Linked DNA regions of Homo sapiens: region 2 is linked to region 1. Evidence: chromatin loops called from intact Hi-C (ENCODE). Cell type or tissue: Caco-2. All regions are shown on one strand. Each heading gives the region's core, and the rest is flanking DNA. Links, peaks and the distances in the headings are about the cores only.

What was found. Hi-C counts contacts between places; a loop is a spot of excess contacts. Peaks named below come from ENCODE experiments on the same cell type or tissue, not always from the same donor. Only the 100,000 strongest peaks of a DNase experiment are listed, where the experiment ranks them.
Region 2: a loop joins it to region 1, with 1.9 times the contacts of the local background. A loop is called at or near these places in 2 of 110 quality-filtered maps.

Annotation. Positions count from the first base shown.
Region 1 is chr3:30,623,332-30,628,718 of GRCh38, forward strand. All of the region lies in intron 1 of TGFBR2 (transforming growth factor beta receptor 2), which reads left to right. It also overlaps the pseudogene KLHL25P1. Among named protein-coding and RNA genes, the nearest start is that of TGFBR2, 19 kb to the left of the region's middle. In Caco-2, for the core only: no CTCF peak of the experiment used is centred there; DNase peaks (open chromatin) are centred at 2,710 and 3,240.
Region 2 is chr3:30,442,727-30,448,113 of GRCh38, forward strand. The region is part of intron 4 of LOC101927995 (a long non-coding RNA gene); the gene reads left to right. LOC105377013 (a long non-coding RNA gene) reads right to left here. Exons shown (of 4, transcript XR_940683.2): 2 at 946-1,030. Among named protein-coding and RNA genes, the nearest start is that of LINC01985, 73 kb to the right of the region's middle. In Caco-2, for the core only: no CTCF peak of the experiment used is centred there; no DNase peak of the experiment used is centred there.

The DNA of each region.
Region 1 (5,387 bases), core at 89-5,088:
CTGCTTAATTTGTAAGTAAATCTAAGATAAAAATCTATAGTCTCCTCGTATTTTCATATTTTCATAGCTAAATTGTTAAAGAGGCGATGGCAGTGTACTCATCAGGAGACTTGTTCTTGCCTCGAACATTAAAAGCCCAATTTAAGACTGGAGAATTTCTTCTTTGAGGGTTTTGTCCACCCATCATAAGAGATTTCAAACTATGTAATGAGTCATTTTACTTTTCCCCTTTTCTTATGGGGACAGCTTCTCTTTAATACACCGTGTGGTCTGCCCTCTTGGAGGTTGTGTCACCATTATCAGTAGACAAATGCTGCCATGTGTAAAAGGCTATGCCAGTTTCTGCAGTCCTGTAGTTTTGCCCCTCACTAGAACTTCAAGTTGCTTAACCTAATCAGGAATACGGGCATCTTTACATAGGAAGTGCACTTCTTCATCATATAGACATAGAGGTCAGGTATTATTATCTTTGGCTTCCTTTCTCAGAAATTCTTAAACATGAATGTCTGAATAAACATACAGAGAAGAGGTTGGGCGCTGTGGCTCATGCCTGTAATCCCAGCACTTTGTGAGGCCAAGGTAGGTGGATCACCTGAGGTCAAGAGTTCAAGACCAGCCTGACCAACATGGTGAAACCCTATCTCTACTAAAAAATACAAAAATTAGCTGGGCATGGTGGCGGGCGCCTGTAATCACAGCTACTCGGGAGGCTGAGGCAGGAGAATCGCTTGAACCCAGGAGGTGGAGGTTGCAGTGAGCCGAGATCATGCCATTGCACTCCAGCCTGGGCAACAGACCAAGATTCCATCTCAAAAAACAAACAAATAAACAAAATATAGAGAAGAACAGAACAAGAAGTGTTTTGAGTAGCAGAACACGACTCACACAGACATCTAATATTTAGTCAAATTGCTTTTATATAAAAGAAGGTATACATTGAAGAGCAACAGAGCCTACCTCTATGACTGACATTTTCAAAGAAAATGGCTAAGAATCACTTTGATGGCCAGGCACGGTGGCTCACACCTGTAATCCCGGATCTTTGGGAGGCCGAGGAGGGCAGATCACGAGGTTAAGAGATTGAGACCATCCTGGCCAACATGGTGAAACCCCGTCTCTACTAAAAATACAAAAATTAACTGGGCGTGGTGGCACGTGCCTCTAGTCCCAGCTATTCGGGAGGCTGAGGCAAGGGAATCACTTGAACCTGGGAGGCGGAGGTTGCAGTGAGCTGAGATCGTGCCACTGCACTCCAGCCTGGCGACAGAGCAAGACTCCGTCTCAAAGGAAAAAAAAAAAAGAATCACTTTGATTAGCAGAAACTATTTCACTTGCCATCATAGAAAGCTAAGCTATACTTCTGCTTTTCTACTACTAGCTTTATATAAATGTTATTTTTCTTGCAACATAAAAGAAAAATTGAGTCATATTGTTTTATTTAATTTTTCTTGAAGAACACATTAAATTAGCTCTCACACTGTGGTGTGGACTTCTTTCTGTTTTCCACCAGTGTTCTTCAGGGTGATTTTTCCAGTGGGCTTGATTAGGACTGTGTGGATCATTGTGATGCTTTGTTCTCAGTGGGGATTTTCCAGCAAAGATGAGCTTCATTAAACAATGACTGGGTTCATGGATTTATAATTGGAGTGATTTTCTTCAAACTGTAATAAATTTCAGTGTTACCTTTTTCTGAACGCCCTTTTTAAAAGGGATTCCATAGCAAGTCTTCTGGAATAATACCTTTTATATAATTCTTTAAAAACTGTAATTTTTACATACTGATTCCTGTTAAGGCAGATGTTATTGTATCAAGAAAAGACTCAAATTTTGAACATATTAAAAATAGTGTTTCTTCAGATCTGGTGGATAGGTGATGCTCAATATATATTTGTTTAATGGAATAAAAAAAGAAAAATATTAAAGATCCTAGGAAGAGAAATTAAGTTGCAGGGATATATTGCTTGTGTAACGTCTGTTTAGCATTGCAATTTTCTGAAGGGAAGGCTATCCACAACTGTTAATTCTGATCTAAGGAACTATTTCCCTTCTTAACTTCTTTGCTAGGTTATCTAAAGGGAGATATGCTTTCTCACATTTGTTTCCTTGAACTTACTTTTAATGTTGCCTTGTAGGGTCAAAACTTTAGAAATACAGCTTTCTCAGGAAACTTGGTCCTCAGATCTTTCAGACATTATCTTCCTTTAAGCTTATTGTCCTCTTGGGAATTGGCAAAGGATTCCCACCCTTTAAAAAGATAGGAAATTGTAAAATCCACACTTAAAAATTAATCTAAAATTATTTTTCAGGAAGAATTTATACAATGGCAACTAAATGCCCTGCAGCCAATTATGTTTATGATTCCTGCCTCATCTCCAAATGGTACTAGAGTTTGAGTCATATGAGAAAATTAATTGGGTTGGGCTTGATTGTACATGTATATGTATATAATAATGTTCTGGTTATAATGCAGTTTGCAGTTTTTCTAGTTACAGCTCAAGGCAAAGATGAGAAGCAACACCTATGGGCCTGACTGCCTCTGTCCAGTACTACCATGCCCCATCTCTAACTACTACATTTTTTCCTATTGAATTCTCCAGTCCATGTAGCATAAGTCCCTTCCTGAACTCAGTTTATTTTTCTAACCCTGGCTGCACGTTAGGATCACCTGCGAACTTCTAAAAGAATTCCAAAGCCTGAGCCAAGCACCTAGAAGTTCTGACTCATTGCCCTGGGGTAGGACTTTGGCATCATTATTGTTTTAAAAGATCCCCAGATGATTCCGATGTGGAACCATGTTGAGAAACACTAATCTAGCCTAACCCAGTGAGGTTACAAATGAAGAATTTCACCAGAGAGGTCAAAGTACTTGATTTCCCACAGCAAAGAAATTCCATTTACTGGGTTGAAAACTCCCATCTGTTGACTTTAAATCCAGCATAACAAATATGAGCAAGGTTTTAGAAGGTTTTGGAAACTCATCTGCAGAACAGAGCAAATACAGGCCTATCTAAAAGCATACCTCACAGTAAAGATGGTTAAAAACCAAAACCGGAGGAGGCAGAGTACTCTTGGTGGGGCTGGTAGTGGGGGGAATGGATGATTTTCCAAAAGAGAAAACACTTGACCTGGGTCTGAAAGGCTGGGTATGATTTAAGGCAGGCACTATTGTTCACTTGTTAGCCCCAGGGCCATGCTACTCCACTTCCTTCAAGGAAACAGAGGGAAGCCGGCAAGTGGCTGCCTGGGGTGTGTGTCCACACACCATATAGAGGCAGTTCTTCAGCTCTGTCAGCCATGGCCAAAGCAGGCAGTATTTGAACCACCTTGGACCACTCCTGAGGGGCAGCATCAGACACCAGGCATCCTTTCAGACACCATTCTTGGAGTCTCTTCCCTCCATCACGTAAACCTCACAGCCAACAGTGAAGGCACTGAACTCCTTCCAGGGGCTGAGCAGGCTGCCTTGGGCATGCTCTTCTTGACCTTAAAATCCACCTGATAGATCTGGTAGGGAGGTAGAAATTTTGGTGGTAGGAAAGCCAGCAATTATCAGGTCAAAGGGTTTCTGATAAAAGGAGTTATTCAGCAGAAAGGTAATCAGATTATGGGAGCCTTAAGTGCCAGTTTGGGCTAAATTCTCTGAGTCACTGGCAGATTGTAAGTAGGGGAATGACGTAATAAAACCACTGCAAAGCCAGGAGTTTGTGATGGGAAGATAGGAAATCCCTTTCTTTTTTTCCCACATGGGAAATAAAAATCTAAAGATGTGTGGGGAAGCTCCTTAGAGTGCCAGGACTTTCAGTATCCCCCAATTTATCATTAGGTTCTGTCCAGACCTCGTTCCGCACACAGTAGCCTAGAGACACCTCTGGAATAAGGTGTGACAAAAAACAAGGAAATAAATTTATTAATTTTGGAAAATGCCTTCTTTTTCCTAGGCCTCCCTCATAGACATTTTCCTGACAAGTCCCCACTTCAGGTTTCAGAAAGAGATGCACCATCGTTTGGAATTCTGAAGAAACTCAAGTTTCAATTGAGCTGAGTCTCAGTGGCATGTATTTTATTACATCTAATGCCATTTTAATGTACTTGAAACTGGGGAGATGAGGGCAATTGGTACACATGTGTAAACCACTACAAAAAGTTCACCTGAGTGTAGAAGGTAGCCAGTAGCCTAAAAACCCTGTATTTTGGAGGCTGTTACTTCATAATCTCTATTATGAAATTGGGAAAAATTATGTAATTATCTCTCTAAGATGGTCTTAGATCCACTGTTCAATAGAACTTTCTGCAGAGATGAAAATATCTTATACCTGGGCTGTGTTAAGGTTTAAGGACAGCACTGGTATAAGATATTTTCACCTTTGCAGGAAGTTCTATTGAACAGTGGGTCTGAGACCATCTTAGATGATACATGTGGCTTGAAACGTAGCAGGTGCAAATAAGGAACTGAATTTCAAATATAGATATATTTTTATTTCAGTTAACTTGAATTTAAATAGCCACAGGTGGCTCTTGGGTATCATAATGAATAGGGCAGTTATGGAGCATCATTAAAGTCCCCATTCTTCTCAAGTCCCAAAGAGGTCCGTTCAGGTAATTTCTTAGCACCTATAATCACAGTGGGACAGATTAAATTACTTGTACTTTTCCATTCCTGTGCTTTGGAATTATAGGCTGTTTCTTTGTCCTGGAAACCAGATAGTCTAATGTTTGTGGAAATACTACTTAGTAGTGCACTGCAATTATAATACTTTATTGTAGGAGGATGCAGCCAGGCCTTTTTTTTTTTTTTTTAATCATCTGTGTTTTTAGTTTTAATCTTAAAAGGATTATAAAAATAGTACTGCCTTGTGGGAGAAAAATATGCTTAAAGTCTATGAGCATGGAGTGGTAGGGATTATAAACCGTTACAAACTTCTCCTGGAAATTCTGGGGAAAGGGAAGTTAAAGCGGCCAATAGAAATCTCCTAGGAGAAAACTTGCCCTGAAGGGATGCTTTTAATTGGGTTCAGTATTTATCAGAAGAACCCTGCAAAAGTGGTTTCCCTGAAGGCATTTGGATTTTCCCCTGTGAATAAATTTCACCCACCTTGGTCACCTCTGTGCTGTATTCTCCTAGAAACTCACCTTTATTTGGCATGCTGTGACTTAAATCCTCCAAAAAAAAAAAAAAGCCTTTGAAAAAGCCTGTGGGTTTTTTTTTTTTTTTTTTTTTTTTTCTCTAAAATGTTAATTTCCTTTCTTTAGGCTTGTGTGGGCTTTGACTGGAAACTTAATCTGTGTGCCTGGGCTCTGCATTAGGTTTCAGTCATTGAAATGGGGCTTAATAAGAATTACTTGATACCTTAGGAGTCAGACGAGCCTTACATTTATCTTGGGCTCAG
Region 2 (5,387 bases), core at 336-5,335, 180 kb before region 1:
AAAAAGATGAAAGGTAAGGGTGGAGAAGACTGGTTTGAAATGAATGTTCAGGAAAGACCTCTCTGACACAGTCACTTCGAAAAGAGACCGAAATGAGAAGATGAAGCCAGCCATTTACATTTGTAAACAAGGATATAGCACGTGCTAGGAAATATGGCCTTAGCTTGTTCAAGAAACAGACTAGAGAGTAGCCAGTAGGGCTGAGGCACTGTGAACAAGTGGTACGAAATGGGATTCCCAGAATGAGGTAAGGGCTAGATCAAGAAGAGTCACCCAGGCCAAAAGAGAGAGTATGGATTTTATTCCAAGTGTGATATAAAGTCCTGAATAGTCTTAAGGTTGATATCAGCCTTTGTGACTGCTTTGTGGACAATGGATGACAGGGAGACGAGGGTAGGAAAAGGAAGACCCAGCTAGGAGTCAACTGCTATAGTCCAGGTCAGATATGCTGGCGAGTTGGACCAGAGTAAAAAAAAAAATCTCAAGTTTTCTGTGAACTAAGGAATTATTTTGTATTAACATTATTTAACATTTGAGACTTTACTTGAACACTTTATAAAGCAGTGATCCTATATCAAGGATATGGTAAAACCTGAGTCTTCAAGGTTTAAAATGAGGTGACACTTAAGAGGGAAATACACTTTGAGGCTCCTCTCACAATTTGACTTCTAAAATGCCTACACCTCAGAGAAGCACCTTTTGAAGTCTACGCTACTTGAGTCCTTGTTCTAAAATCTGGCATTATTTCTCTTGTTTATTAAAAATCTAAGTGATACAAATTTTGTGCTGACCTTTTTCCATTATTTTGAGAAACATAGAATATCCTACTGTTCACAAATCAATAATCCTAGTTTGACTCAATTTTGTAAAATTCTCTCTCTCTCTCAGACACACATACATACACCAACACACAAAACAAACTATTAGGTTTCAAAGAATACTCACAAATGGTCCCTTTGCTAGAAGAAAAAGGTAAGTTGTGAGAAAAGCTTCCTTGAAGAACTTCCATCAGTTAGAGTGATAGAATATCCTGCAAGTATTCAAAGAGCAGAAATGATTTTCACATACTGTCACTCGGCAAGTTAATGTATGTGTAAAAAAGGAAATACCTATTCGCCAAGAAACAAAATCCTCTAAATTGCTACTGTCTTTGGCTATATTTTGAAGAATAAACCACAAAAATGAGCAATACCCAACAATTGATTTATGGCTTCTACTCACAAGCCATTCAAACCGCAGACATTCAGCATTAACTGCTACAGAGATAAATCTGGTCAACAACTTGATTGGCCTCTGGGAAACCATCGTGGTAACAGATGAAGGCCCTCTTTTGCCTCAGACTGAAGCAAGGTTGCAATGTTGAGATTAATTTTTATAGGCATATAATCTTCCTCTTTATTAAAGTTATTAATATTTTCTTTCACTGAAAGATACTACAATATTGTCTAAACTAATCTTAAACCAAGAGGCCTCATGGAGGGAGTCCAGGAAAGGTTTGAAAAAAATACATTAGGTCTCTTAAACTCTAATGTCATCTGTAAGTGCATTTCTTAGAGGCTAAGTCCCATTCCTTTTAAGTACACAAGAGTGTATGACTTGAAACACATAAAAACAACTGCCTTAAAACCAATAAAGCATCATGTTTTCTCTTTCCTTTTAGTCCTTCAAACTCCAAATTTTAAAAATAGATTCCATCCGGTGGAGGCAGCAAAACATTCTGTAGCTAAACATGACCTGAATAATTTTCAGAGGTCTAAGTAGAAAATCTTCATCTTGTATCCAAGACAAACAACAGGGCATGGGGTAATAGAGCAGTCCAGGGAGAAAAACATATCCAAAGAGCTGAAGCGTGTCACACCATTTGGAGGATTATAGGAAGTTTTTGCTTTCAAGGTGATTATAAAGCTTGTCTTTGGGGTGTATGTGCACTGTCTTTGGAGACCACTCCCCCTACCCTTAACACAGAGTGCTTCTAATTTCATGATCTTTAAATCAAGAAACAGCTATGTTTCAATGTTTGGATGCTGTCAGTTTCTGTGACATATTGTGTCAACATGGTGTCAAAAAATGTGGCAATTGGATAGACTAAATTTTTCTGTAACCTTGTGGTTCTTTTTGACACACACACGCACACACACACACACACAGACCCTCATAAACACACCTGTTCTATGAGTGATGGCATGTGCCAGTTCCAGGAGATAGTGTAGTGGGCTTACTAAGCCCATTATGCTATGCAGTTATAATTCAAATATCTACTCACTGTCCTTGGGAAGGCCTAATTCAGGCTGAGATATTAAATGTTCTGTTTACATGTTAGAATTCCTTCTGTAAGAAGGTTGTGTGTTCTTAAGAAATGATAATTGAGGTGATGGATATCTCAATTACCCTGATTTGATCATTACACATTGTATGCATGTATCAAAATATCACATGTACCCCATAAATATGCACAACTATTATGTATCAATAAAAAGAATTAACTTTTAAAAAGAATATTATTTGTTCTTAAAGTGTATGTGTCTTTTTTTTATTATACTTTAAGTTTTAGGGTACATGTGCACAATGTGCAGGTTAGTTACATATGTATGCATGTGCCATGCTGGTGTGCTGCACTCATTAACTCGTAATTTAGCATTAGGTATATCTCCTAATGCTATCCGTCCCCCCATGTGTCTTTTAAAAGTAGCTGCTTATTGATTAGGAGACCAAGCCACATCAGGAGGAACATGTAGACCTGACAGAAGAAATGCTGGAGGGTTAGTTTCAAAGAACTATTTTCTTTGAAGATTGTTCAATTTCCCCCTTAAGGTATCATTTTAGTTTGAATTAACCAGACAGAAAATAAAATGGTGAGTACTGTGATTACCTAATGTAAACATGGAAGGCCAGTTTACATTCTTTGAATGGAGATGGCTATTTCCCATGAAGAACATGAATGTCCTCATTTCTACAAGTCCTAGGGAAGAAAAAACAAAAGACAAGTCCCCCATTGAGGGAAATGAGGACTCTTTTTCCTTCTTCCTGAGCTCAAGAGAAAGTTGGGAGCCTATCTTCAAAGCAGCATAGAAACGACCAGAGCATCCATGTGGAGGGACATGAGGGTGGCCCCTGAAACATCGAGGCAAACCAAAGCCAAGGGAAGAGTCAGGGAAGGGAAAAGCCATAGGACAAAGACTCAAAATTATTGTTCAGAATCCAATCATATTCTCTGCGTTGTAGTTTCCTGCTGTTGTTTTCCAAACCTTGGTCTTAATTGTCCTTTGGGGAATTAATAGAGATGCCTGTTCCATTGTTAGGGTGAAACAGTACTGAGGAAGGAGATATGAAGGAGATGTCTGGTACAGTTGACAAGTGAAAACCATGTGGGAATCATAGAACATGTAAACAATCCCCTGGCATTCTCCGATATGCCTGGAGGGGGGATAAAATAAAAGACCAGACTTTCCACAGTCACTCAGGACAACAAGTCAGATTGTAGATATTTGAATATTAAAGGAAAAAGAGACCATAAAGAACTTGGTTATGTAAGCATATACTGGAGAGGGGAGTGCAACAAAGACTCTAGGGTTCAGTTACTACTAATGGCAGATTTCATCTCCTGAGCACCTACCCACCATACATCACACAGCTTCCATAAACTGCCTCATTCAGTCCTCACAAGAACATGATGGGTATTTTCTAATTGACAGAAAACAGTCTCAACCCACTTCATTGACTCTCTTACATTTAACTTTTCAAAATCCCAAACTGATAAAATCATTCAGTCGTGAAATGGAACCAGGCAATCTTTGGAGCTAGACACACCAGGCTCCACATTCTTGCTCTACCATTTATTAAATCAAGACTGTGGGCGATAGAATTAACCTACTCAGATGTGAGTTTTCTTTTCTGTAAAGAGACAGTAATAGAAGTACATTGTGTGGGTTACGTGAAATAACACCAGTATCCCTAAAAATGTACATTCCCTTTTCACTTCTTTCTTTACCTCCAAACCTTACATAAAGTGTTGTCTGTCACCTCTGGCAGTGCATCTCAAACTTCGGTAAGCACAGAAACCACCTGGCAACCTTCTTAAGATGCAGATTCTAGGTCAGCTGGTCTGAGATTCTGTATTTCTCACAAGCTCTCTGGTGGTGATGGTGCTGCTCATTTTCAGACCACACTTTGTGTGATGAGTACCTTTGGCATAGCTCTAAATGCCTTTCCCCAGAATTCACTGTTTGGTCCTAACCTGCTCTTCTACTGCCAGTACCTCTCCTTCCTCTCAGTCCTTGATTCCTGATTCCATTAGCCACTGTTGAAACATAGCTCATATTTCCACATCTGCTTTTATTATTATTATTATTAATCTTCCTATAATATTTCAAGATTCCAATACATCTGTTGTCTTCTTTCCTTGAAAATGCCCTAGTAACATTTAACAATCCCGTTCAAATGCTACTCTCAAAATGAGCCTTTTGATTTTACCACCAGCAGCAGCACAACCATGCAGAATCAAGCTTTTTCCCATGCTGCCAGAGCATTTTGATGCTTCTGGTAACATATGAAGCACATTTTATTATACTTAGTCACGTGTTTAACATATGCACTGGCCTTATACAAATATAGATGTCATGTCAAAAACCATGTCTGATTTGTATTTTATCTTCAACATACAATAGTACTTGGTACATAGTAGTTTCTTGATAAATGCTAATTGGAATAAATCAACTTTAACAAAATAGAGTAGCTGCCAAAAATGGGGCGGGGTGTGGGTAGTTACATCATAGGAAACACAATTTATTTATTATATTTAAAACAAGAAACATATTCAGTTTTGGCTCTAGATCTGGGTTACAGGTACACTGATTAACAAGAAAAATGATGAGGAGATGATGTCAAACTACCAGGGCTAATTGCAAATGAAAAGTATTCAGGTTGGAGAAGATGGGGTGCATAAAGGAATCCCATTGCCATCCTCAGATCCTTGAATGTGCATCACATAAAGATGAATTTAAACGGTTTTCTGTGGCACCAAGAGCTAGGACTTGAGCCGAAGGGTGTAAGCTATGTGAAACAGTGCTTGGCACACAGTAGGAAACCAATAATAACATTATTTGTGTCTATATAAGAAAAAGCTTTTAACAGAGATTTAGGAGGTAATTATTTGCCAATGCCAAGGCATATCAATCCAGAGTCAAGACAATTATTGATTAAGAAAGAGATTCAAGAACAAGAAAAAAGAAACTCTCATATGGCAACTTTTAAAGCTTCTTTCAACCTCAAGAGTCTAAAGTCATGAAGAGATGTCATTAGCAGGAGCTAACGATTTTTAATTTAATATCTTTTTGTCATTACCTGGTCATCAGATCAAGAGCACTATTTAGGGGTATTTATCTACCAGA